5 separate regions of the Mus musculus genome follow, and regions 1, 2, 3 and 4 are each linked to region 5. Evidence: chromatin loops called from intact Hi-C (ENCODE). Cell type or tissue: heart. All regions are shown on one strand.

Region 1 (5,000 bases), 71 kb before region 5:
TTACGCCTCTTCAGTGATGTGGTTAATTAGTAACCACGCTGGCAAATGTGACTGTGGCCACAATTCGTGGCCAACCTTCCAGGAGACATGCAATAGGTGTGTGGAGGAGGCAACCTGCTGGGATTGATGTTCCAGGCATGCTGACTGCACCGTGTGGGTCACCTTTGCCCGACCCACCCAGAGGACATTAACATAAAGGTGACTGCACTGGTTACGATTGGATAATTATTTTCTTCATGTAATGAACAATTCTCTGTTGCAAAATGCATTCACTGCAGAGGCTAAGGTGTCCATGACCCTTAACTATGCCAAATCATGATGAAGACAGGTGGATTCAAAACAGGACTGGAGTCGGCAAGAAGCTGCCTAGAGCTGCAGAGAATCTCACCACTCATTTACAGAGTGGGTGGGTAGGACAGCAAGCCAGGGAAGGTAGCCATGGAGGAGACAGGCCCAGTGCTGTGATGGGGACCTCAACTGCCCCTCTGGAGAAGGCAGGAGCAAACGCGCTCTATGTCTGGGATCCCTGCGAGGAGGCTATGATGTGCGGCACGCAATGCTCCCTAGCCGAGTGCCAAGCACAAGTCTCAACAGCAGATCTCATAGTCAGACATCTCGGACCCTAGCTTACTGTTTTCTGAGCATCGTGTGCTTTTGAGTCAAAAGGTGAGAGGGCGGTGCCTTCCAAGAAAGGATCACAAACTTGTAAAAGTTTTTTAGGGTGCAGTGCCAGAAACTAGACACTTGTTAGCGGCTGCTCACTGCATCTGCCTCAGCTCCTGCATCTACCTCAGCTCCTTCCAAGCCATGTTTACCTTGTGGAAACTCTGCTAACCCAGACACCAGCTGCGCATGCTTTCCCTGGAACACAGAGAGGGTTTGTCTGGAAGCAACATGTGGTTCCAATTTATCTTTCCCAGCAACAGCAAGGAGAAATCTACCCACTTTAAAAATAAAAAGGTTGTGCAATTTAACTCTTAAAAGCCCTGTTTTTTTTTTTTTTTGTTTTTGTTTTTGTTTTTTTGCAAAGACAATTCTAATTCCTCCTCCCCCTCCCCCTCCCCCTCTTTTTTATTTTCTGGGCTGTCTAGAGAGAGAGAGACCAAATGTGTAATGGCTGTCAACATATGAGCCCGTCACTGCCCACTAGACTCGGGAGACACTGCAGATGGCTCGTCTCCAGCAGTCTTCATCCGCCTCTCATGCAGAACCCATGTTTTAAGTTTGCCTCAGCGTTTGATGCGAGGGCACTGGCTATTTAGAACGAAGCTGTTCGATGCCTGGATTCTACTATTTGCTCCTGGTGACCTACGGGTGGCAATGGCTGCGTGGACAGCTCTGAGGCCGCAGAGGCTGACATGCCACATACAGAGGCAGCTACAGGAAACGCTGGCTGGGCGGACAGGGCCTGTCAAAGGTTTCAGTCGAGACTCCAGGTTTCTACTCGTTAGTAATTCTGCAGTCTGGCTGCCTGTTTGAGACTCCCAGGGTAGACTTTCCTCCCCCATGTCCCTTCCCAGAGGTCTGATTCAATACCTGTGCTGAGGCCTAGGTATTTTACTTTTTAAATTTTTTTGTTTTTTCAAGACAGGGTTTCTCTGTGTACCCCTGGCTGTCCTGGAACTCACTGTGTAGATCAGGCTGGCCTTGAACTCAGAGATACCTGCCTCTGCCTCCAGGGTACCACCATGGCCCAGTTGGGGCCTGGGTATTCTGAAGTCCCCCCAGTTATGCTAATGAGTAGTCATGATGAAACCCACTGAAGTCCCCTCCCCCTAGAGCATCCCACTCACGGATTCCCAGTGCCTCAGGTCTGGTAGCAGCCCAGTGACATCACTGGAGTCCAAGACTTAGACTCACCCTGTCACTGTCCCCTTTAGCTGGCTCTGCCCTCACCTGCATTCATCTCCAGACTCTATCTCCTCTGGACTAACCACCATGATGAATGAAAACAAAGACGAGTGTCAGAGCCTAACCCTGGCCTGGAAATTGAAAAACATTTTTTTCATATGGACTATCTATAGTGGCCAAAAAATAAACCTTTCAGCTGGATAAAAATGTAAATAACCCTTCATCAGAAGGACTGTGCAATCAACTCTGACGTGGAAGACAAGTTAGTCTCTTTCTAGCCTTACCCTTGTCTACAGTCTTAAAAGTTTAAACCATTAAAGGGCCTTAAAAAACAACGATGTTCTAAAATAAATGTTGTTGAGAACTTGGCAGAGGGATTGTATTTCCAGCTAGAAACAAGACTTCCCGCTAAATTTGCTGACAGTAATTCTCTACCCACAGATGTCCTCTGGAAGCATGTTCTACGTTGTCATGCAGACAGCCAGTGATAGCAGGATTAGAGCAGTGCTCCGATGAGCGGAGCCAGGATTGCTCTCCCCCTCGCCTGTCTTAGGTAGAGCTGGCCGGAGAAGCGGCCGAGGAGACAATCCTCGCAGGGAGGCAAAGTCTCCTTAGTGTGGAGGCAGCCAGCATGCTGCCGCACGCCGTGCTGTGGGCTTTCTAGCGTGGACTTTATTTTAATACAAGAGTGATAATATACATTGGTTTTTCACCGAGCTGTCCCACAGCTGCTTCTGCTCTTGGAGGGCAAGAGGGAACATTCCATTCCTTCCAGCCAAGCTTGCACTTGCGGCACACACAGATCCCTGGCAGCCTCGCACCTCTGCCCACACCCACGGCTTGCCGCCCAGCCCTCTTCCTCCCCTGCTCCCCAAGGCCTCACACTTCCCACTCCACAGTCCGGGCCCCAGACCAAGGAAACAGCCACAGGTACCCAGTTCACATGTCTCCTCCACAGAGCAGGTTAGACCACAGCTTTTAGCCAACTCTGCTCTTCAATGTATTCTTCCCTGAGGTTTTCAAATTGTTTCCCTCTCTCATGAGAGACTTGATAAATACATGCTGCTGAAATTCCCTTTAAAACCATGGTTATCTAGCCAGATAAAATCGATGTATTAGAGAGTTCAAAGCCAAGGGATCCCAAAACAGTCTTGAAATTTATTTTTGCAGTGTTTAACAACATAATTTTTATCAACCCAAACTTTACCTGAGATTTTAAAAAAAAGCTACATCTTTTTCCAGTTTGGAAACATACTATGTATAGAAATGGATGAAAAATGGACATTAGAAACTCACATCTAGAACTCAGGGACACAGCAGAAGGTTTAGAGTCACTTTAGTGACATTAGACACTTGGTACAATGCAGGGGAATACGGCACTGGGAAACGGCAGCCATATTTACAGTGCAAGAAAACGGGGATGAGACTGTAAGGCCGGACTTGGATTCAGTCAGTTAGTAAGTGGTAACAGGGCTGAGGTGAACATACCATCTCCTGGCCTTGAGGCATAAAGGTGATGTCACCCAGAAACAATATCAGCACAGTGGTATACTGAAGGAAGAGAGTACAGGATATACAAGACAAAGACACAATCCATCTATCTTACCCATCTATCTACTCACCTACCCAACCCTCCCTCCCTCCCTCCAGCCACCCACCTATCCATCCTATCCATCCATCCATCCATCTTATCCATCCATTCTATCCATCCATCCACCCACCCACCAACCCTGTATGGAACCTGGTTTACAGTGAGTACTCAGAATGCTGTCATCTAATCACTGGCTCTGTGGGAAGGGTGCAGAAGCCACAGGACTGGTCTGAGCTGCACTTTTAAGGTGAGTGAGCTGTGAGAGGGAGGTGAGGGCCTCACGAGTGCTGTGCTGTGCAGTAAGCGCCCACTGGGTAAGTCTGGAATGGCACTGAGGTTGCTTGCGAGTTCTCGGTCTCATCCAGGGTATTAGGAGATAGCACATGCTGACGCAGACGGAAGGTTCTAGTAGAGGGATGGGGAGACCAACAAATTGACAGGGCATAGACCAGCCAGTCGGTGGTGCAAGGCCTGGTAGATGCAGCTGAGATCTAGCTGAGATAGAGCTTCCTTTTAGTTCATCTTGCAAGGCTATGGGGCCTTCACTACTTAGAGACTCACTCGAAATCACAAGTAACAAACCTTGGCGCCAAGCAAGTGCACACGAAGGGAAACTCACAGCAGTGTGTATTTTACTGCAATCTGAAGGAAGAACATGTGCTCACTGCCTGCCAGGAGTCCCTGACACATCTCATCTTATTTTCTTTTCCCCACAAGCAGGAAGCTGAGAGAGAAGAAAGTTTAAGAGTGTGTCCGGTGAGCCTTGGTGCTGCGAATCCAGCCTGTTGGCTAACTCCAAAGTTCTTCTACCATGTGTTTTCCCAATTACCAAACCCACTGAGGAGAGAGGCTGCACCAACAGGGACCAAAGGGCTTGAGCTACAAACACTTCCCGTATATGGTAGCTTCTGTGCCGAGGGAAACTAGCCACTGACTGAGTCCAAGCAGTATTACCTGGCTGTCCGTGGGAGGTCTAAAATCAGGTCCTCGAAGAGCTGGTATGGTACCACAGATCCTCATGCCAGACACATCGGGCAAATGTCTCCAAGTACCCTGGACTGCTAGGACGAGGCTTAATCTGAAACAGGGACCTCACTTTATACTATTTAAAACATCTAATTAGCCTATTATTAAGCCAGAGAGAAAGATTAGCCTGCTTCAAAATTACGTGAATCTTAAAATATGATGTCTTCTGCCTGCAAGTGAGAACAGGCAGGGTGCTCTGCTTAAGCTCAATCAGAACCTCCAGGAGAAACTGCATTAGTGTTGCAAACGTGGCTGCTCCTCTTCTGGCATCAAAGCAGCAGAAACCACTGAAGGGATGGGCGTGGGGGTGCTGGGTAGTGGGTTCAACCTGACATGACAGCCCACAGCTCAAATCCAGGAAGCCAGATTCCTGCTCCGGCTAACACTCGCTCCCTTCCTGTGAACTCTGCCGGCTTGAGCTCCACACAGACACAACTGTCTTCAGCTCAACTGGATGGCACAACTCAAAAAACCTGTTCTCCGATATCTTGTTATTTCAGAAGTGATGTGCTTTTGGGGAGCCCTGGAGTAT
Region 2 (5,000 bases), 88 kb before region 5:
CCGGTGTGCTCTGAAGGAGTGGGGGGTGCTGATGGGTGCTGTCCACGCTGGCAGGTCACTTGCAGATGAGTTAGATTTTGCATATGTTATAGAGTTCTGTTCCACGGGTAAGGGCTTCACCCAGGGCCAGGGCTGCTAACAGTCTCTGCTGGGTTAGGGAAGCGGCGTGGGAGTCTCAAAGGTGTCAAGCTGTAAACGGATCACTGTCCACTTGCTGAGAGCAGATTTGGCAAAGGGTTTTCTCTGTAGGTCTTCCGTCAGTTTGAGGGTCTGAAAGAGAAAAGAAATCCAGAGTTATTAAGGGCATTCAGAAAGCCACAGGGAGGAGGAAGCTAGGGGTCAGCCAGACACCCGCCTGTCTGACCTCAGAGCCCAGGTCTGTGCACTAAGGCTACTGTGCTAAGTGCTTCAGGTTTGACATCTAAGGATAACACAGAGAACTGACTACCTTTAACTCTTATTATAGCATCCTGAAGTTAAAAAGCCCAAAAGAAATGTGATTCTGCACTGTGGGAGATAACTGAGAAAGGCACACTAGGAACATTTTGGGTGGGTTTTTGCCAAGTTAGGGTCAGCCAGGTACGGAATAGGGTTCAGTCTAGGTTTTGGAATGTAGATTGCTTAAGACACACAAGCTGGTCCCTCTGTGTCCTCCCCATCAGCCCAGGGGTGACCTGATCTTGGTCAGCAACCAACGCTTAGTGAGATTTCATGGGGAATCCTGGCTTTTCCACTGTGGAAGATTCAAGTGAGCTATCTTACCAATTAGACTTTTATATATATATATATTAAAAGTTTTGAATTAAAAAAAAAACCAACAACCATACAATACATATTTCTCACAGACTATCTTGTTAATAGCATGATTCTGCCTCCATAGTCATCATGGAGGTTTCCCGAGAGCACTCGGGGAGCTCAGACGAGTTAAGAGAATTAACAGTAAGAAGTACACCCAGAAGGTCTGGACAGATGGCTCGGCAGTCAAGAGCACTGGGCGCTCTTCAGGAGGACCTGGGCTCACTTCCCAGTGAGCAGCCCACTACTGTCTACAACTCCCACTGCAGGGGATCTGATGCCCTCTTCTGATACCCTACAGGTACCACCCACGTGGTCTGCTTACATACATATATGCAACACTCCTAACACAACATAAAATAAAAATAAATACATTTTTTAAAAAAAGAAGAAAAGTATATATACTCAGAGATGAAGCTAAAGGAATCAGGCCGCACCCCAGGACGTAAAATCTGTTGTCTGTGGAGACCTTGCTGGCTGGCCTGGCGTACAAAGCAAAGCAACACCATAAGGTTGCCTTCCGAAGGGACTGAGCAACTGAAAACTGTAGGCTCTGGCTGCACAGTGTAGCGCACCCCCCACCTCCTCCTGGACTCTAAGACTCCTCCTGTGACTGAGTATCCTGTCTTACTGACTTTGGTGACAGCACTAGAGAGCAGAAGGAAGCTTGGTTTTTATTGGTAAAAACTATGAATTGGGAAAAGAAGTCCCGTCTCTTTCTGTAGACCCCTTGTTTGTCTGAGAATTTTTCCTTGGGGGTGGGGCAGGGGTTAGTATTCTGTTGTGTAAAGCCGCTAGACAATTTTATTTTGGCCGATAACTTTTGAGGGAGAAAAAGCTAAAATAACCCCCAGACACCAGTATCTGAGGACGTTGGTAGAGATGAGACTGCTCTAAGTCATCTGTGCGGGTCCCTGAAAGCATGACCCAACATGGTCTCAAAGATAAAGTCCTTTCAAAGGGATTAGGTCCCCCCACCCCAATAAGAGCTAATAAATCACAGTCTAACACCACTATGCCACTGATCAGCAGGGGACTAAGTTCCCCAATTCCCCATCCTGACTTTCTGTGAGTGCCTAGGGGAGACCTGGTAAGGTATTACCTAATTCAGATCCCTCCCTGGTTCCCTTTGGTGCTAATTATTCTGCTGTGAAAACCAGTGCATGATGGGAAGATGACACACTTCATTCCCTAAGAAGAGAGGTTGAATATGGCCCACTTTGATCCTGGGGCTGCTACAGGCTGGGAGGGAAGCATCCAGGGTGTAGTGAGCTACGCAACATGTTATCATGTAGTTAGGGCTGGCCATGGCCTGGAAATTGGGTCAGAAGCCCCACCATAGTCCAAAGCCACACCAGCAACAATCCCCAGGCCGCCACACCCCCGTTCCCTCAGCGAAGCCGCAGCATCTTCTGGGAATGTCATCATTAAGAAGAGGAGGCTCTGATCATCACCGTTCTCCCCTTGCTGCAGAATGGGGTGGGGCCATCTGTGACACTATGTGCTGGAGTTCCCTCCAGGGGCTCAGGCAAGGCCTCCCAGGAGGCCTGTGCAGGAAGCTGCCTCCGTGCCTCTGGGCTGAGCCAACAGGGCCAGAAACAGCTCCTACAGAGGGCACATCTCACAGCAAACCCTCACGTCACCCTCGGGAAGGTCAATGCTTTGTTTAGTTTCTCTGTGCTGTGATAGAAGGAAGAGTGTAAAGGAACCAGACAGAGACGAAAGAGAAATACAACCATCCTGAAAAGGGGCATGGAGGACTCCGGCGACCCGCGGAAGGAGCAGCCTCTGCAGCTCACTGCTGGCTCCCACCTGTCCTTCATTCAGGAACCGAAAAAGTGGGGGAGCAAAGGGACAGAGCCAGCCACGGCTGGGGACTCAGTGATGCCCTGATGAGTGTGAAGTTTCATGGGTTTTCTGGGCGTTCACACTGGTTTAGGTAGCTGTGAGGATTCTGTATGCGTTGATGCTCCTGTATCTTAAAAACAAAAACAACAGCAACAGCCCCCTCCCCCAGCCAGACTTTAGGATGAAAAGAAAGCCGAGGCTGGCAGGCTTCACTGCTGTGCCTCTGCAGTCACTAAGCAATGTACCAATTAACCAGACACACTGTCAGGCTTCCTGGTGACCTCCACGGGGAGGAGGAAGAGTCTCTTCTCTCCTAGATAAGCTTTAAAAGTTCTTTACTGAGTCAAGGGGAATGAAGTGGGAGACCACAGAAGTCAGGAGGTATATTCTAAAGACATCGGTGGGTGCTGTCACCTGGTGAGAGGTAGTCCCTTGGTAACCCTGGCATCTATGGGGAAGGCTGCTTTCTGCCTAGTTATCACCACCAAGTCACAGGATGTTCTAAGAGTGGGAGAGGCCTCCAGAATGACATCAAACAGAACAACCCAATCCACTTGAACTTGGACTCGGAGCAGTAACGGTTCCCACTGCTGGTCTCCCACAACCGAATAACCTCACGACGCAAAGCATGTGTTTGTCAGCAGCATTTTTATCTTCTTGGCAGAGAAGAAATGAAGACCCTGATACTAATATGCTATGAGAGCTGAGAAGGAGCAACGGATGGAATTCTTAGGCTCCCAGATCCATGAGGCTTAGTTAGCAGCGATCTCTTGGCTGGGATTTTAATTGTCTGCCTGAACTGCAAGGTACAGTGAGGCGCTGTGATCGTCACGCTTGGACACTGAGAGTTTCAGGACAGCCTGTAACCCCATGGTCAAGCTGGGGACCAAGCATAGAGCATTCAGCGTAGACAAGGAAGAGATCCTCTGATGGACAGGGCGGCCTCTCAGAGTTCAGAGAACAGTTGTGCGTTGTTAGACTTAATGCTTTTTGCTGGAGCACAGAGGCAGCCAGACCCAAATGCTACACCGCACTTTGACACGTTCCTGTGGAGTTCAACTCCAAAGGTAAACACAATGCATCACCGGAAAAAGCAAGGGAGACCCGGAGGCAGGCAGTATATCTGGGGCTTGGCTTCTGCACGTCCCATCCCGGGCCTACGACTGGCCATGCAATGCTGGCCAGAGAGGGGACTTAGGAGGTACCATCTGTATAAAGCTCCATCTTGGCAAACGCTGCCATGGAGCTGTGACAGGCAGTGAGCACTCTTGAGGGACAGGCAGGCAAGGAGGTTCTAATTGCAGGGGAGGGCAGGTTTGTTTGGTGACAAAGCTCTCCAGAAGGAAACCTGGACCTTGTGAAACCAACCTGTCTGGAGGAATGGCTGTGCTCTGAGGGAGGTTTGTGCTGCCTCTTTGGCTGACCGTTGAGAGATTGGACCCCAAGAAATTAGAATCTCCCCAGGAATCTCCTGCAGGAGAGGAAATGCCCTTGAGGTCAGCCAGAGATGAACTTATCTCCAAGAGCAACATTTACAACTGGTCAGAGACCTCGCAGGGGAGGCGTGGCCATGAGACAGTCCTTGGGCTGCTGAGCAAAGCACCTCCTACTTTCAGTTTGAACCCCAGCTCCACTGTCAGTCAGCATGCCCAACTCAAGACCTGGGGAAGTCTCTGGCTCCTTCGTCCCCCTTCCCAACACGGCCTCAATGAATAATCCACCCCTTTTGGGCTCTTTGCTACCTATTTGTCTCTGATAGTTGGCTTATTGAGTTCAGGTGGCTGAACCAGGACACAGACAGATAAGTGTTGTTAACCATGGGAAAGGCACCGATCTCTACACACTGAAAGACAGAAAGCACAGCTTGCAGTGAGACTGGTGACATGTTGGGCTGGACTGTGATGTGCTCTACTCCTCAGCACGCTGGAGCTTTCCAGGTGTCAGGGAAAGCTTCCAGGCCTGGCTGAGAAGACAGAGCACCTCAAGAGCTTCTGGTTTCCAGGACACTTTGACGCCTAGATTTGTCTGCCTGTCCCGTTGGCTAGCCTCTGTGCTGAGCTGACAAAATGCAGGGAAACTGAGAGAAGCAGCAATCTTCAAACTTCACAGCTGAGGACAGAGAGCTGTGGCAGGAATCACTGAGGCTAAAGAGAGCAGAGGACTGCCTGTCTCTGCCTTGAGGGACGGCAAGAACCTCTCCGTGCAGACAGGATGGCAAAACTGTAGACTGCATATGCTCTTGACTCTTAGACGCTTCCGACTCATAGAATAATATGCCAAGTTGGGATTCTGGTCTTTTAAAAGAAACACTTTTGCCAAGTGTGGTGACACATGCCTTTAATCCCAGTACTAGGGGA
Region 3 (5,000 bases), 180 kb before region 5:
TGTAAGTGCATGTGTGTGAATGAGTGCATGTGTGTGTGTGCACGCGTGTGTGCGTGCATGTGTGTGTGCATGTGTGTGTATGTGTGTGTGTGTATAAGTACAGACACATGTGGAAGTCAAGGGACAAATTGTGGGGACTGGGTCTCTCCTTCCACCATGTGGGTGCTGGAGATCAAACTCAGGCCTGGGTAGAAGCAGTCTCCACACTGAGCCATCTCCTAGCAGTAGGATTTCCTACATCTGTTTTCCTTTGCACAGATACCCCCCCCCTCAGCCAGCCATGTTGTCCTAGCACATCTGCCGAGATGAAATCCCCATGGCCTCTGGGTCCTGGTTTTTGTTTTGTTTACACCTGAGCCTTCCTGCCTCTGCCTTCCACTCACCTGCCTGCCTCTGTTCCTGTAGCTGGCTCCCTCATCACTTGGTCGCTCCGTTCTATAGAAAGTGCCACCCACCACCCACTGAGCACTCCTTGACAGGCCTAGAACTCCTGGTGTACACCTTGATTCCCAAACCCTGTCTACCAGCTTGCCAGCGAGTTTATCATGCCTTTACACAGAACACCGTACTCACCTGACCAAGCACAGGAGTCCTAGGGCTCCTGACGCTAGGCCCGACCTGCCTTCGGGTCAGGAGAATCCACAAACGTGATCCCTTCTCTGACCATCGAGTGTTCAGTGAATGAAAACTCCTAAGTCTTCTCCAATCAAAACACATGGATTTGGTTTTTCAGAGCCTAAGAACAAGTAACCTCAGGGTTAAAAGCCCTGGCCTGCTCTTCCAGAGGTCCTGAGTTTGATTCCCAGCAACCACATGAAGGCTCACAACCATGTATAATGGGATCTGACATCCTCTTCTGGCCTGCAGGCATTTATGCAAGCAGAACCCTCATATACATTAAATAAATACCCATAAAAAGAGTAAATAAGAATCAAGAACAAACGCTGCCCTGGTACAGTTATCTTTAACCCACGTAGAGTTCTGCCCTAGAGCTTACATCTAAATGCTCTAAATAGTCTCAATGTTTTCCAGAAACTGCCTCTCATCATTATTAGTTACATTCCTTGGCTCTCCAGCACTCCCAGACTTAATCAGCCTACACTGTCACAGCATGATAAAGCGTGGCCATGTGCAGCACATCGGGGAGGGGATAGATAGGACCAGACCACTCCTACAGAAACTTTGCTTGCCCCGATCAACAATGAGCCCATACAGTGGAGCAGACACTAGAGTGCTTCTCTCCAGCAGCCCAGGATGGAGAGTTCCCTCCAAGAGTCATGGGCTGTTGCAGGGGGTGCTGGCCTCCCTGGGTGCCAGCACACTAAGGTGGATTATCATTGTCACTCGGCACGTGGAGTCTCCACAAGGTTGCCAGAGAAGGGCGGGGGTTGGGGGAGGTGCTGTTTATCACCTGGGTCCTGGACCTTCTAACTTGGAAGGCACAGTTAATACAGCTGATACAACCACCCTTTACATACATCCACAGCTGTGAGATGCCCCCTCACAAGCCTCAGCATGTCCAGTCCACCATAATGTGATAGGCGCATCAAACCTGGCCTGGAAGAGATTGGGGCGTTGACGTGCGGTTCCACTGTCTATTGTTTAATTCTGAGTCTGTCGTTCGATCCAAGCCATTTCAGTTTCCAGAGTCCATTTTCTCACCTAAAAAGGGGGTCCACACAGCCCTGCCTTACAAGGATGAGTTGAGCCTCAGTGAAGAGGAGGAATATAAGACACTTTTGAGAGCGGTCCAACGCTTTGCAAAGATGAGCATATTATAATAATTGAGTGTCTGTGGAGAACTATAAAGTGAATCGTGTCACTCAAAACTCCTGTTTAGAGAGTTCATTGTGCTCTAACCTATTTACTTACTCCTTTCTTTATATGTTTTACCTCTCAAAGTCCCAATAAAAATGGAACTTCACGCACGCTTGTGGAGAGAGCATTAAACAGAAATTAGCTATCCCGTGTTCTGTAGTCACTTCCCAGGGAAGCCGTACACCTAATAAAATGCCCAGCCAGAGCTGGCACACACACTGCTGATAGCCTCAGCAGGCACTGACCTTGGCACTGTGACAAGGGCAACATTTCCAAGTGGATGAGCACTTCCTGAACAAAGTGTCCAGTGTACTAGGAATAAACAGGCTTTTCATCAACCGAGCCTGCATGTTTTCTGGTTCCAGCAGCCTTCCCTACTGCCAGGGTCAGAAAGCAGGGGCACCAACCAGCAGGGCCTCTTGAACAACCTGCTAGTCTTGCTCAGTCCTCCCAGAGGATTCTGGGACTGGACAGGCTTGCAGGCCTCTGCCATCGCCTGTCCTGGCTATAGTATGACTTTTTTAAACTTTTGCCTGACTAGCTTATGAATGAATGTGATTCAGACTGTGGTTATTTTATTTGGCTTTGACAATTATTGGGGGTCACCCCTAATCTACTTTTCTAACTGCTGGCCTGGCTACCTCCCTAGTGGTGGTCCCCAAATACTTGCTGTTTCTCCTGGCCATGTGCTCATGGCCTGTGTACCCTTATGGCAGCTTCTCATCTCTCCTTCTCCTCATTCTCTCCTCTCTCCCATGCTCAACCAGGTAACTCAAAAACCCACCTACCTCTAATCCTCCCAGGAATTGGCTGTGGCCAATTTTTATTTAACCAATAGTTTTAAATTAAGAAACAAGGTTTGCACAACAACAGCTGGTAAACGTGAAAAGTGACTCGTAGGCTTAGATTTGCAAAGTTAGTATTACAATACATAGCAACAGACCAACCCTCAGCACAAGGCTCCGTGGTTCCCCTTCCGCATTTCTGCAAAAGGAGTACAGGGTAGATCTATTCCTTCAGGCCCTGGTAAGATCTGAACGGGGCATTAGCTCTCCCTGTGATGCAGAAGGGTGCCTTGGGCCACATGAGAAGACTCTGTCCGCAGCTTCAAGTAGGACATCATCAAACATTGGCCATGCTGACTTTGTGAAATGGAAAGGTCACTAAGTCAGTCCCAGGGAGAGCATGTGCAGGCTTGGAGGACAAGGTCCTTGAGATGAAATTCAGTCGGGGAATAAAAAGGGACAAAGGACTCCCAGAAATGCACCACACATGCAAAACTCGGCTGGCAGAACAGGTTTCCTCATCTAGGGCAATGAGGCTCCAGCTGCCCAACTTAGCCATGTTTTCCTTCCTTCTACAAATGTTCGTTGAACATCTAAAATACTTCCCGACCTTACAGGGAGGAACTGAGCATTCTGGGGTCTGGAGACACAGAATAAACAGCTAAAGTCCCTGCCTTGCTTATATTTTTTAGAAGAAAAAACAAGTAAGCAAAAATAAATAATAAATAGTGGTGCAAGGTGCTAAAGGCATGGGCGTAGGCACACGTGAGCCGAGATCGAAACCGAGGAAGCTTCACTCTGCCCCTCTGTATTCCAGACCAGAGCACATAACAGCGAGGTGGATAGTGTCTCAGGGACGGATAGAGGCCAGAAGAGATGAGAGAGGCAATCACAGAGGAAAGGGGCTTGCATTCAATTCTGAATGAGTTTGGAAAACTGTGGGCCTGGTGGATAATGTGACCGTGAGTGTGAAGCTCATCTCAGGTCTTCTACGGAGAACAGAGCATGGCTGGAAGGCACTTGAGCAGGAAGGTCTCTGAGCGAAGCTCACCACCACTCAAAGCAGGAGGCGCTGCCTGCTGGGGATCCACACATTTGAAAGTAAAGCCTAAAGAATCTGTTCATGGTACGACGACACGACGACGTGGCAAGTTAAGCCAATGGTCCTTTAGCATAAGAAACTAGGAGTTAGATTTACTGAGATTGTGGGTGAGGCAGGCCTAAAAGAGTAAGGAATGTGGTTCAGAACATGCAGTGTCTGAGGGGGAAGTGCCCAGTGGGCAGTGGGATGAAAGAGTCTTGGGTCCAGGCTAAAGATAAACCTGGGAACGTGTGACTGTAGGGGGATGACTGAAGCACCAGCAAGCTTGGTGCTGGCAAAGAAGCAAGTGATGGTGGTGAAGAGAAGCAAAGACTGAGCCCGGCAGCAGCGGCTGTCGGAGGAAAGAACCGAGCGCGAGGAGAGCATACATGAAGAGTATTTCTACGAAGGAACTGCTGGTCACCGCCGCCAAGCACGGCTATCCAGTGAAGCATAAGACTACCGAAGAATTAACCATTGAAATGTCATATTCTTGGCCCTGAAACCCCATTAGGACTGAAGTGGTCCCGTGGCCTCATTTACATTCCTGTCCCCGGAAAGGAAAAGCGGTCGGCAACCTCAAAGCCAGCCTTCCCAATGACTTTTGCACAAGTAATTTTAGGAATTAGAGAAAGCCACCCTGGGTCAGGGGAGTTCAAGAGAAATATATAGGAAAAGCAGGCCCGGGGAAGGAAACGCCACTCTTCAGTGTGTCTGTGGGACGAACCTTTAATCCTAGCACTTGGGAGGCAGAGGCAGGTGGGTATTTAAGTTCCAGGCTAGCTTGCCTGATTTAGAGAGCAAGTTCCAGATAGCCAGGGGGCTACACAGGGAAACCCTGTCTCAAAAGGAGAGAGAGAGAGAGAGAGAGAGAGAGAGAGAGAGAGAGAGAGAGAGAGAGGACTTAAACACGTAGTACCAAATGGCAGAATTATCAGAAATTCTGCCCCAAATTGTATTCAACAAAGTGTATTCAACAATTTTTTCAAATAAATCTTAACTTAGCAACTCCAAGAGCAACTTTTGATACATTATAATCCAAAGCCTGATACAATATGATACAAAGACATATTTTGATACTCACATGCTGAGGTATGATGATAGCAATTTATTTAAAGTCTTTGTTTACTGTAATTAAGCAAGTATATTTCTGAAGAAGCAGAACCTTCCATACAATGAAAACATTGCAGTTCCTAACATGCAATGGTCTCGTATCCGAGTGGAGGTGTTCCAGGCAGCGTTTGTTGGCACTGTGTGGTGTGAGGGTCTGCTGGGGACACAGGGTTCGAGCTGTGTGTTCAGAACCAAGGCTGCAG
Region 4 (5,000 bases), 210 kb before region 5:
TAGCCCTGGCTCTCCTGGAACTTGCTTTGTAGATCAGGCTGGCCTCAAGCTCACAGAAATCACCCTCCCTTGCCTACACAGTGCTGGGATTAAAGGAGTGTACCGTCATGCCCTGCTAGAAATGGTTTTTCATGATAAGTATACCACTGACAAAGTGAAAAGACAAACATAGACTTGGTGAAGACATCTGTATCTCACATTGCCAAGCAATCGCTATAAAAAGTATACAGTCTATTCTTAAAAGTTATAAAGAAAAAGTAAACACAACCCTCCAAAAAAGAAAGAATGTATAAAATTGTGTGTGTGTGTGTGTGTGTGTGTGTGTGTGTGTTAATTATTCTTTTGGTCACTGTGACCACATACCTGTCCAGGACTTAGGAGAAGGAATGATTTGTGCTCCTGGTTCAGGAGTGCCTTCACCTTCATGCAGAAAGCCTGGCTGTCAGGAAGCAGAAAGCCTGCAGGAAGCAGGCCAGGCTCTAACCTACTAGACTTACCAGTGGTGACCCATTTCCTCCAGTTTGGCCCCACCTCCGCCACATCCTCCCTGAAATGCCACCATCTGAGGACCAAACATTCAAATAAGAGCTGTGGGAGACATTTCACACTGAAACCGCAGCTGACTGCAACCAAGCAGGTAGCAGAAGAGGACATTTAATGGTCTGTGGTCACATGAAAATGTGTGCTATTAAATTAAAAGTCAGAGAGATGCAAATTAAAACAATCAGAAGCTGTTTCATGCCCCCCAGAAGTGAGACAGTACCAGCAGGTGATTAGAATGGAGAGAAACACAGGGACACATTTGGAAGCTAACAGCTGACCAACAATTCCACTTCCGTGTGTCCAGAGACATGGGGACTGGAAGAATGTCCTTTTCAGTATTCTGAAATAGCTAACCGTGAAAGCAAGTCGCCTGACCCACAGGAGTAAAAAGGAGCGAGAACAGTGTGGTTACAGAAGCAGTTCAACACTGCGTTCATCACAGTGAGTGAGCCAGGTCAGCTGGATGGCTCTGGGATGGGTAAATCCAACGGGCATAACTAGCTAAAAATGAAGCAAAGTAACACATGATTTATATGAAATTTAAAGTTCATGAAACAAGAGTACGGATTGCTTATCAGTACACAGTACAGACGTTCAATCTTCCTGGTTGCTAGGCACATCCATGAAAAGGAAAAGGCCCTTCAATCCAGCTGTGCTAATACCGCACTGTCTGGAGAGGCCCTGGAACTTACACTCCACAGCGTCTGACTTATGTCTTTATTTATTGCAGGTGGGAGTTGAACCAAGGGCCTTGGGCATGCTCAGTAAGCACTTACCACGGAGCTGCACCCAGACACACTTGAGACCAAATGAGGCCAACATGAGAACTGGCCACAAAATTTGTACAAAGAATGCTGAATGGTTTCCAGAAGTTTCTGGTGTTACCTGTTAGTTTCTCTTTCCTAAGCAATTGGTGATGACTCTCAATGAGTGGGGCTCTGGGATGGCTCTGGGACGACCCTGGGATGCAGGGATGGCTGTAGGGATGAGTCTGGCCTGCTCTATGAGCTGCCATGCTGGCCACAGCCTCTAAATCTTTTGGCTTGGTAGAAGAGAACCATGATCTTCCCTTAATTTTCCCATCGCACATAATATGCACATTTACACACGACTTCAGGTACCCACATCATACACACTCAAAACCACGAAGAAACACTAGAACCACTCCCTCATCCAAACACCTGGATTCCTCCCTTCTCTGCAACAAGAGCAGGCTGTTTAACCATTCAGTGTTGAGTAGATAGTGTGGAGTCAGATCTGATTACATAACGGCAGACTGTGGAATGGTGGGGTGTGATGCCCACAAACACACTGCTCTTAGATAACAAAGGGCAGTGGTATAATCCACACTGGGACCGCCGTAACACAGTAGCCCACGCTCACATTCTGTGACTTTTCTTTCTCACTTTGGGAGCAGAGCTAACCTCATCCAACAGTCTAGCTCCGAGTTCAAGGGCTCTACTGTATGTAAAGCTCTTCTCTACGTTGAGAGACAACCCTTCTTTTTCCCATGCCCATTCTCCAAGGCCCTCACACCCTACTACTCTACTGTCGTGGAGTCGGTAGTTGTCTGATCCTTATTTCTCCTGCTACTTTTTTGGGATGGTGCCGCAAGATGCTGTTTGTCTTTGATTCATCACAGGGACTCATTCCTACAAGCAGCCACACAGTCCAGGCGCTGTGCTGGATCAGGGTCCTCCGCGGACCCTCACAGCCGACAGCAGTGGACAGCTGCTCCATTATGTGCAATTGGCTGTTTGTGTTTTCAGTCCTAGGGATTCAATTCAAGGTTTTGAGGATCCAGACAAGTGCCCTACCCACCGAGCTGTACCCCAGGCCAGAAGCTTGGGAGCACCCACCTCATTCTATTGAATTTGGATGATGAGTTCAGAGGTGTAGACAGCTCTTAGCTTTAAAAAATGGCATGCCTGTGGGAAAACTTCTTTTGCAAATCAGGAAGAAAATGCCTCTTTGTATGAATCACTTTTTTTTTTTTTTGGTTTTGTTTTGTTTTTAGTGTGTTGGCAGAAAGAGCAACTAGCAAACCATTCCTGGAAGGCCTTCTGCGTCCCTTAGAATCCACACGTGGACATCCCTGGAACCTGGCCCGTAGGTGGCAGTCTCCCTTCATCCTGGTTCCTGGATCACAGCCCTCAGGACTGTAGGTGACACTTGTATCTTTAGTGTCTCCTAATGTTAACCGTTTCCTCTCCTCGGTGGTCTGCTCATGGGTGGGGGCGGGGCACACAGACACTAAGTAGAACTGAAGAAAGAAACGTGACCTGGAACAGTTCAGAGCCAGAAGCTGGGGTGGCACCTGCTCCCCACAAGCTGCCCTAGGATCCTCTTGCAGAATGGATAAGTAGCAGACAGTTGCTCATGATAAGCAAAATGAGGTAGATAAAGCTGCTGAGAATCAACCTGTTTGCAAAAAGTCGTTCATGTTGGTGTAAGCCTTTGTCCCTGTCTGGTCTCCCCTCCCTTCCTTGCCAACACATCCCCACAGAGTTTGCAGTGGGCCTCCCTCTCCTAAATAAGGCCCTGCCCTCACCCGCCCCCACAGACCTCCTCAACAAGATTCAGAGAGACCCAGCAGAGGTGAAGACTGCAACATATTCATGGGTACACATGAATGAACCCTCCTCCTGCTGCTGCCGTTCTTGATGGGATGGCCAAAGGAAACTGAGATAAAGAAAAGGCAACCAGCCTCTGCATTTCCTCCAGCCTAAAGGCTGGCACTGGGAAGGGAGGGGGGGTGCCAACCTCCTGGCCCTTTGGGGCAAACCTGCCAGTGGGTCTCTAAGCCACCAGCATGGTATGTCTGGCCCCAGCTGTTAGTGGAGCCAAAGGGAGATTAAATCATTAGCATCAAAATGCCTGAGATGCCCACACAATGCTTCCTCAGTGTTTATAAAAACTGACTCAGCATAAAAGGAACCAGTGCTGGGCGGATCTCAGGTCTTCCATCTGAGTTAGAAAGCAGAACGCTTTCAGAATCCTACCGGCACCCAGAAAGGATGCTGGCAGAGGGAAAGATGCCCTGGTCTGTTTTAATGTGCTTTTTTGGTCCACAAGTAAGGCCTCAGTTAGATCTTAGGTCCGATTCCCCAGCCTCAGAGTATCACCCAGGCTCTGGGACAAAGCAGATGCGCACTGTGCAGATATCTCAGAAAGCATCCTGGAATCACGGGTAGCCAGTGACCAGCCTGCTGCAAATGTATTTCCCTCCAAAGAAAGAACCCTGAAGGAGTGAGGAAGAGGAAGACAGAGACCAAAGGAAAGCAAATCCTCCGGGGCTCCACCCCACCCCCCCCTCTCCCCGCCCCTCCCCCCTCCCCCAGCCTAAGGAATTCTGGTGAGAACCGGTTTCAAGCAGCTGTCTCCTAAAATGGTCCTCAGACATGGATGGGGTTCTTGGGGACTCTCTTACTTCCTGGTCTGTTTGTCCACTTTGGTCTCACTGGGTGTGTTGTGCTTTTGAGAGCCTAAAACTGATCTGTCCCTCAGGAAGACAGTCGTCCTGACCAGACAGTGCAGTCTGTCAGTCTGTCCCACGTGGTGGTTTGAGGCCAGTGAGGTAGGCCAATGATCCTACTATGTGGCTCCAGGAAAGTCACCTACAAGAGAGCTGAGATTGTCTTACTTTCAGCCCTGCCTACGTGCAAGGTCATTTCTGAGATCACCAAGGTCCACATTGCAGTAGCCCTGCTAATGTATGTCAGAGGAATTCTTCTCAAGGCACAAACACCTAAAAGCTGGTGGCAAGGTACTGTGGCTGGAAGGCAAGGTCATTAAAAACAGGAGAATACCAGGGTTCAACTGAACTGTTGTCTGTGCCAAGCCCTCTAAGACTACGACTCACGCTTCATCCCAGATGTAACATGAGGTGAAGGAACATGCTGGCTCTTCAGGTTTTCTCCCTCGAAAGCAAATCTCCAGGAATTCAGATATTTTTTCCCCTACCAGAAGAAGGAGAAGGAGAAGGGGGAGGAGGGGAGGAGGAGAAGGAGGAGGAGGAGGAGGAGGAGGAGGAGGAGGAGGAGGAACTGCTTAAGAGCATGTAGAACAAAGCCTTGGTAGGTTGTCTAAACGGTCAGAACATCCCAGCCTCCACTAGGTCCTTAAACTCTCCACAAGGGTCCTCCACTGTTCATCTAAACCACCCCAGACGCCTCCAATCACTAAGGGAAAGACTGGAATTCAAACCATGTTAGCTTAATCCAGGCCCCGCCCCATGCACTCGGGAGGCACCACCTGCTCACTTCTTCGGAAGGAGAAGCCAGTCACTTGATTAGAAAAGGCTTTGCTGATAAAGAAAGGGACAAAGAATGTTCTGCTTTGCTGGAGTTGGGAGATGCGTGTGCGGTAAGGGAGTGAGTGCCAAGGCCAGCAGATGAAATGAACGGATTAGAGGGAAGTCACTGGACACCGTATTCACCAGCTTCAGAGACACTAGG
Region 5 (5,000 bases):
AACTTCGCTCCAGGGACGTGGGGCTGTGGCTGCTTTCAGGGGAATGGGCCTGGAGGTGCCCTGAAGAGCAGGGGAGCCCGGCAGGGGACCAGGAGTCAATCTCTTTGGATGCCCAACTGCAGGAAGTCATTACATCATAGGCCTTTCCTCACCTCTCTCCCTACCACGTGTCGGGTGCCCCAAGAGGCTGAAAGGGAACAGAAGAGTCTCTCTGGCTCCTTTATAGATAGAAGCCATTATGGCCCAACCCTGCTATCAGCCCTCCCCTCCCTCCTTTCCTCCCCTCCTCCCTCCCTCCCTCCCACAGAGGCAAAGCTCTGACCGGAGTCCCCGACACGTGACAACCCCGCCTCAACCACTGCCTACAGCAGCATAGACCTCCAGCGGAGCAGCAGGTGTAGCCAGCACACTTTTAGATGACAAACCCGACCTGTTTCAAGCCCCAAAGCATTTCAGAGGCTACCTGCTGGCAGGCTTGCTGAAGTGACGTCTCTCAAGAGCAAAGGTGTGTGAGGAAAGGCGTGAGAGCCGGCCAGGGAACAGTCTGCAATCATTGCTTTTTCTAATGGGATCGATTTGCCTGTTGGTGTCAACACCCACAAGCACAAGTTGGACCCAAAGATCCTCAGTTTGCTAGTATCATGCTCCTGCCACTGCCTTGAACGCTGTCCCAAACACTCCCCCACACACGCCTTCCCTCCACCCACAATGTCCTCGGTGCATCCCACTTCCACCTCCTGTATTCCAAAGTTGGCCGCGGAGCTACCTCCTCCCCGCAGCCGAGGTAAGCCAGCACATACAAATGTCTTGGTCCTTCCTCCTTAGTGTCCCTTGCCCACAGCCTACTCATCTGGGCATGCCCAAAACTTGCCCAGGACCCTCCCTTCCCACTTTGAGGCCATCCCCAGGCTTCCCTCCTATAGGAGTGAAAAGAATCCCCCACCCCAAAGGCTCACAGCGAAGCTCCTCTGCCAGCCCTCTCTGGACGGCCGCAAACCGACCGCTTCGATACGCGCTTGGCGCTGCGAAGGCCTGGCAGGTCCGACCACCAGCCCCTGATAGGCACGCACCTTCCAGCCCGCAGAGCTGTTGCTGTCGCCCTTATCCTTGAAGTAGGGCACACAGCGCACCATCCACTCGTAGATCTGGGACAAAGTGAGCCGTTTGTCCGGGGAGCTCTCGATGGCGCGGGTGATCAGGTCGGCATAGGACAGGTTCCCCCAGGCATTCCGCCGCGAGGAGCATTTCCTTGGTTGCCCAGAGCCCCCAGCCGCCCCCGGCTGCGGCTGTGGCAGTGGCTGCTGAGGCTGCAGCTGCGTCGGCGTGCCCCCACTCAGAGCGCCTGCGGCGGACGCTGGCCCCGACCCGAGGTCCTGCCCTCCTGGAGCCAGCAGCATGGCCGAATCCTCGAGGAGCAGCCCGGAACCCAGCGTGCTGCTCACGCCGCCACCGATCACCATGGCCGAGCTGGCTCGGCCGCCGCCGTCCTCGTCGTCTTCATCGTCGTCCTCCTCGGGGATCATGGAGTCTGCGGCCGTCTCCCCCGAGGGCTTGGCCGGGCTCGCCTGCAGCTCCGGCCTCTGCAGGGGCCACGTACAGGAGCGTGGCCGACTCTGTGGCTCGAACTCTGGGTCCAGCTCCACTTCGAGCGGAGAGAGCGGGACCGGGGAGGCTGGTGCCTCTGCCATCTTCGCCGCCTGCCCGCCGCCCGCGGCTTGGGCTCTTGCTCTCTCCTCTCGAGCCCAGGCTGGGTGCGGCGGGGGAGGAACGGGGCACCGCGAAGGTTCGAGCTCCAGCTACCTAGGGAAGCGCGAAGAGAGAGTTGGTTATCCTGTGTTGGAGCCTAGTCCGCGGAGACTCCTCGCCCGCGGCCGCCACCTAGAACGGATAGACCTGGGGACGTGCGTCCCGCGAACCTGGCGCAGCAGACGCCGCCCCCTGGCCTGGCCGCCCGGGAGACGCGAGCGAATCGACGGCCCCGCGCGGGGCAGCCCCCTCCCCCGCTGCCGTCGCCAGAACCGCAGGTCTCTCCCGGACTAGATGGCGGGGCGGAGGGGGGAGGGGCGTCCCGGGGGAGGGGTGGCCGCGCCATTAAGTGTGGGCGGCCTCCGGACCCCAACAGCTCCGCAGTGGTCGGAGGGCGAGCGTGCGTGCGTGCGTTTGTTTATGTTTGGCTCTGGCTCGCTCAAGTGCCTCCCGCGGAGGCGCAGGGCAAGTCAGCAGAGTCCTGGGCTCTTCTCCCGCTCCCCAGCCCTGCGATCCCCCCCACCCCTCCCAGGCGAGAGGCCCCCTAGGGCTGGCGCGGGCAACTCCCGTCTTTTCCTCTCCGCCCGCGGACCAGCAGGGAGAGCGTGGGGGTCTGGGTGCAGACCTGCCAAGATCACTTCCAACAAGAGAGAGAGAGAGAGAGGGCCGACCCCGCAGGACTAAGAAGATCTGAGATGTATTTTCTTGGGGACGTGGGGCCCTCCGCCCCCTTCCAGGTCAGAAACGGGAAGGAGGAAGCAAGTGGGAACATAAATCTTCCAACAGGTCGGGAAGCGCCAAATCTCTCGGACTGCATGAAAACCCGGACCAGCACCGTTCATCACCTCCTTGCTCCCGCTGCTGCCATCTTGACAGTTCCCCCTTCCCTCAAGTCCTTTAAAGACACTAGCGGGAGAGAAGGGGGGGAGCACACCGAGTCACGGGGAGGGAAAGGGAAGCGCCTGGCCCAGCTCGGAAACAGATCCGGAGTCACTGGAAAGGCGGCCGCCCCGTTGCAAAGCTCCGGCGCCTACCTCGGCTCCTTCCCTTCAGGAACGAGGCGGGAGGGCGTACGATTCCGCGCGAGCCCAGGGCACCGCGACGAGGGGACTCTCGGGCCGCCGCCGCAGCCCGCCGGAGGAACCGCCTGTCAGCCTGTGCTGCGCCGCCGCCTTCCACATTCCTCCTCCTCCCTTCCACGAGCAGGGCGGCCGCGGCAGCAGCACAAAGTTATAGCCACTCACAGGGAGCCTCAACCTAGGATGACGGCGGGGCGGGTCCCCGCCCAGGGGGAGGGCTGGGGCGGGGGCCGGGAGGGCTGCTGTGCGTGCGTGTGGGAGTGCGCGTGTGTGCGCCCTCGCGCCTGCGCGGGGCTGCGGGAATGGGGGCGGGCGCGCGCGGGTCGGGACTCGGCCGGCTCCGCAGCCCTCCCGGTTGGGGTCCCGCGCTCTCCTGGGGACCTCAGCGGCCACGCTGGCCCGGGACGGGAGGCCAGGTCAGACAACACACCACTGCGCGCCGCCCCGCGCTCTCAGCCTTGGGCCCTGCGTTTGGCTCGTGGGCCCGTGGCCTGCCCGTGGGTGCGTGGGGTCGGAGCCCGCCCCAGTATCGGGTTCCTTATTAGAACCTGACACCAGGGAACACCCGGGTTAAGCCGGCAGCCGCAGGTGACAAGGGTTACCTGGGCGTGGAAACACTGGCCGGCGAAGATCGCGCCGAAAGGTGTGTCACTGGACCCTCACCTGGGACACCCGGCGACAGTCGTGCTTCGCTTTTCACGGATTTTAAGGCTAAGTGGGAAAAGTGCAACTCAGGAAGAAAAGTGCAGTGCGCCCCAGTCCTGAACGCAGGAGCAGAAGATAGCTAACTGGAAGCGGGCAACAGTTTTCTTATGCTAAAGCAGCTGATTACGTGCTTGACTTTTCTAAGTCTATAGACTTCAGATCGCACCTTCACAATCCCTTATCCCACGATCCGTGCCTCCCGGCCGTACTGTGTGCTTTTCTGCGCCACACGCGACATGCATACCAAAAGTCTACCATGCATTCTGGTTCATACGTATCTTTCCAAACAAAACCCTCTCGGTCTCTGCAGCTAAAGTCTGGGCTCCGCAACAACCCAATACCCCAAAAGAGCCAGCCTAAAAGAGCCTGCAGAGGCCGCCCACCCCGGAACTCCGGCCTCCAGGCTTTACGCGTGATCCGTCACTCAAGTGACGTGAGGCCCCCGCCCCTGCACCAAGCTAGTTCGACGCGTACAAACAGATGATGTCATTGTCTCTACACGCGCGTGACCCCGGAGCCCTGCGCCGCATCGCCATTCGCTGCGCGGCTTCCTCGTCAAGCCACGCCGAGCGCTGACTGGCCGCCGCCGCCAGTCTCTGGGCTCCAGACGCCTCTCGCTCCTCTTCGCCCCCGCCCCCAGCAAATAATAAACAATCGAGTAAAATTGCAAGGACAGAGGGGAGGGAGAGCGAAGGCGCGCTGAGTGGCAGCCTTCGCCGCGCAGACAGCGGGAGGACTAGAGGAGGACTGTGCAGGGAGGAGGGAAAGGAGGTAGGGAGCGGATCTGAGCCGCACGCTCTATCAGGGCGAGAAACTTTGAGAACCTCGGCGAGGCCAGCTTGCTAGCACGGCGGGCTCTAGGACCCCAGGGCCCTGGCGAGACGGGAGGGGCGGAGCCTGGTTGCGCAAAGCCCGTGGGCGGAGCCCGGCGGCACGTGCGGGAGGAGGGGGCGCGTTGCACGGGCTCGCCCGGGACGCGCAGCCCCGGCGGCTGGCGCGCTTGTTTACCAGCACACGTGTGTGTTATTTTTGAGATGGAATGTGGGGCTGGCTGAACGGCTGGCGCGTGGGGCCGCCCGCGTCGGCGGAGGGACGCGGCGAGGCCCGCGCTGCCGCGGCCTCCCCGGGCGCTGTTTGCAAGGAAGCCAGGCTGGCCCGTAACCCGCTTCCCGCATAGCCCAGAAGTCCGGACCACGCATCTGGACGGCGAGATTCTCGCGCTGCCCAAGCAGCTGCAGAGACCAAGGGCGCAGACCGAGAAACGCTGCCTCCTTTGCGTGCTCTTGGGGCTCCTGCCTTCACCAGAACAAAGCAACTGCTTTAGATACACACCGGTGCACACACCTGGACCACAAGGTGGACACTTAACACCCTGCGTGGTCTGTGACCTTGCTACAAATATCCCCAGTCCTTTGGTGCAGGTTTTCGGGCTGCATGGCTCGGCCCATTTACGAATAAATATATTTCCAT

Evidence for each region. Hi-C counts contacts between places; a loop is a spot of excess contacts. Peaks named below come from ENCODE experiments on the same cell type or tissue, not always from the same donor. Only the 100,000 strongest peaks of a DNase experiment are listed, where the experiment ranks them.
Region 1: it touches region 5 in a loop (4-fold over the local background); 9 of 42 quality-filtered maps call a loop at or near these places.
Region 2: it touches region 5 in a loop (2.5-fold over the local background); 7 of 42 quality-filtered maps call a loop at or near these places.
Region 3: a loop joins it to region 5, with 4 times the contacts of the local background. A loop is called at or near these places in 5 of 42 quality-filtered maps.
Region 4: a loop joins it to region 5, with 4 times the contacts of the local background. A loop is called at or near these places in 7 of 42 quality-filtered maps.

The regions. Positions count from the first base shown.
Region 1 is chr10:42,202,646-42,207,645 of GRCm38, forward strand. The region is part of intron 2 of Foxo3 (forkhead box O3); the gene reads right to left. Among named protein-coding and RNA genes, the nearest start is that of Gm38485, 70 kb to the right of the region's middle. In heart, no CTCF peak of the experiment used is centred here; DNase peaks (open chromatin) are centred at 833 and 2,646; H3K27ac peaks cover 1,467 bases.
Region 2 is chr10:42,186,026-42,191,025 of GRCm38, forward strand. It overlaps Foxo3 (forkhead box O3), which reads right to left. Exons shown (of 4, transcript NM_001376967.1): 4 at 1-270. Among named protein-coding and RNA genes, the nearest start is that of Gm38485, 86 kb to the right of the region's middle. In heart, no CTCF peak of the experiment used is centred here; DNase peaks (open chromatin) are centred at 2,186, 3,226 and 4,608; H3K27ac peaks cover 1,435 bases.
Region 3 is chr10:42,090,582-42,095,581 of GRCm38, forward strand. No RefSeq gene overlaps it. Among named protein-coding and RNA genes, the nearest start is that of Gm40630, 11 kb to the left of the region's middle. In heart, no CTCF peak of the experiment used is centred here; DNase peaks (open chromatin) are centred at 2,110 and 2,800; H3K27ac peaks cover 2,576 bases.
Region 4 is chr10:42,068,158-42,073,157 of GRCm38, forward strand. It overlaps Gm40630 (a long non-coding RNA gene), which reads right to left. Exons shown (of 5, transcript XR_871601.1): 3 at 364-4,502. It overlaps Gm51798 (a long non-coding RNA gene), which reads left to right. Exons shown (of 3, transcript XR_003948997.1): 2 at 2,561-2,704. Among named protein-coding and RNA genes, the nearest start is that of Gm40630, 11 kb to the right of the region's middle. In heart, a CTCF peak has its summit at 2,655 (motif pointing right); no DNase peak of the experiment used is centred here; H3K4me3 peaks cover 311 bases; H3K27ac peaks cover 1,392 bases.
Region 5 is chr10:42,273,746-42,278,745 of GRCm38, forward strand. Foxo3 (forkhead box O3) reads right to left here and starts at 2,950. Exons shown (of 4, transcript NM_001376967.1): 1 at 2,781-2,950; 2 at 1,071-1,800. The coding sequence starts at 1,688. Gm38485 (a long non-coding RNA gene) reads right to left here and starts at 1,064. Exons shown (of 2, transcript XR_380269.1): 1 at 153-1,064. In heart, CTCF peaks have their summits at 2,217 and 3,909; DNase peaks (open chromatin) are centred at 336, 3,006, 4,006, 4,426 and 3 weaker places; H3K4me3 peaks cover 5,000 bases; H3K27ac peaks cover 5,000 bases.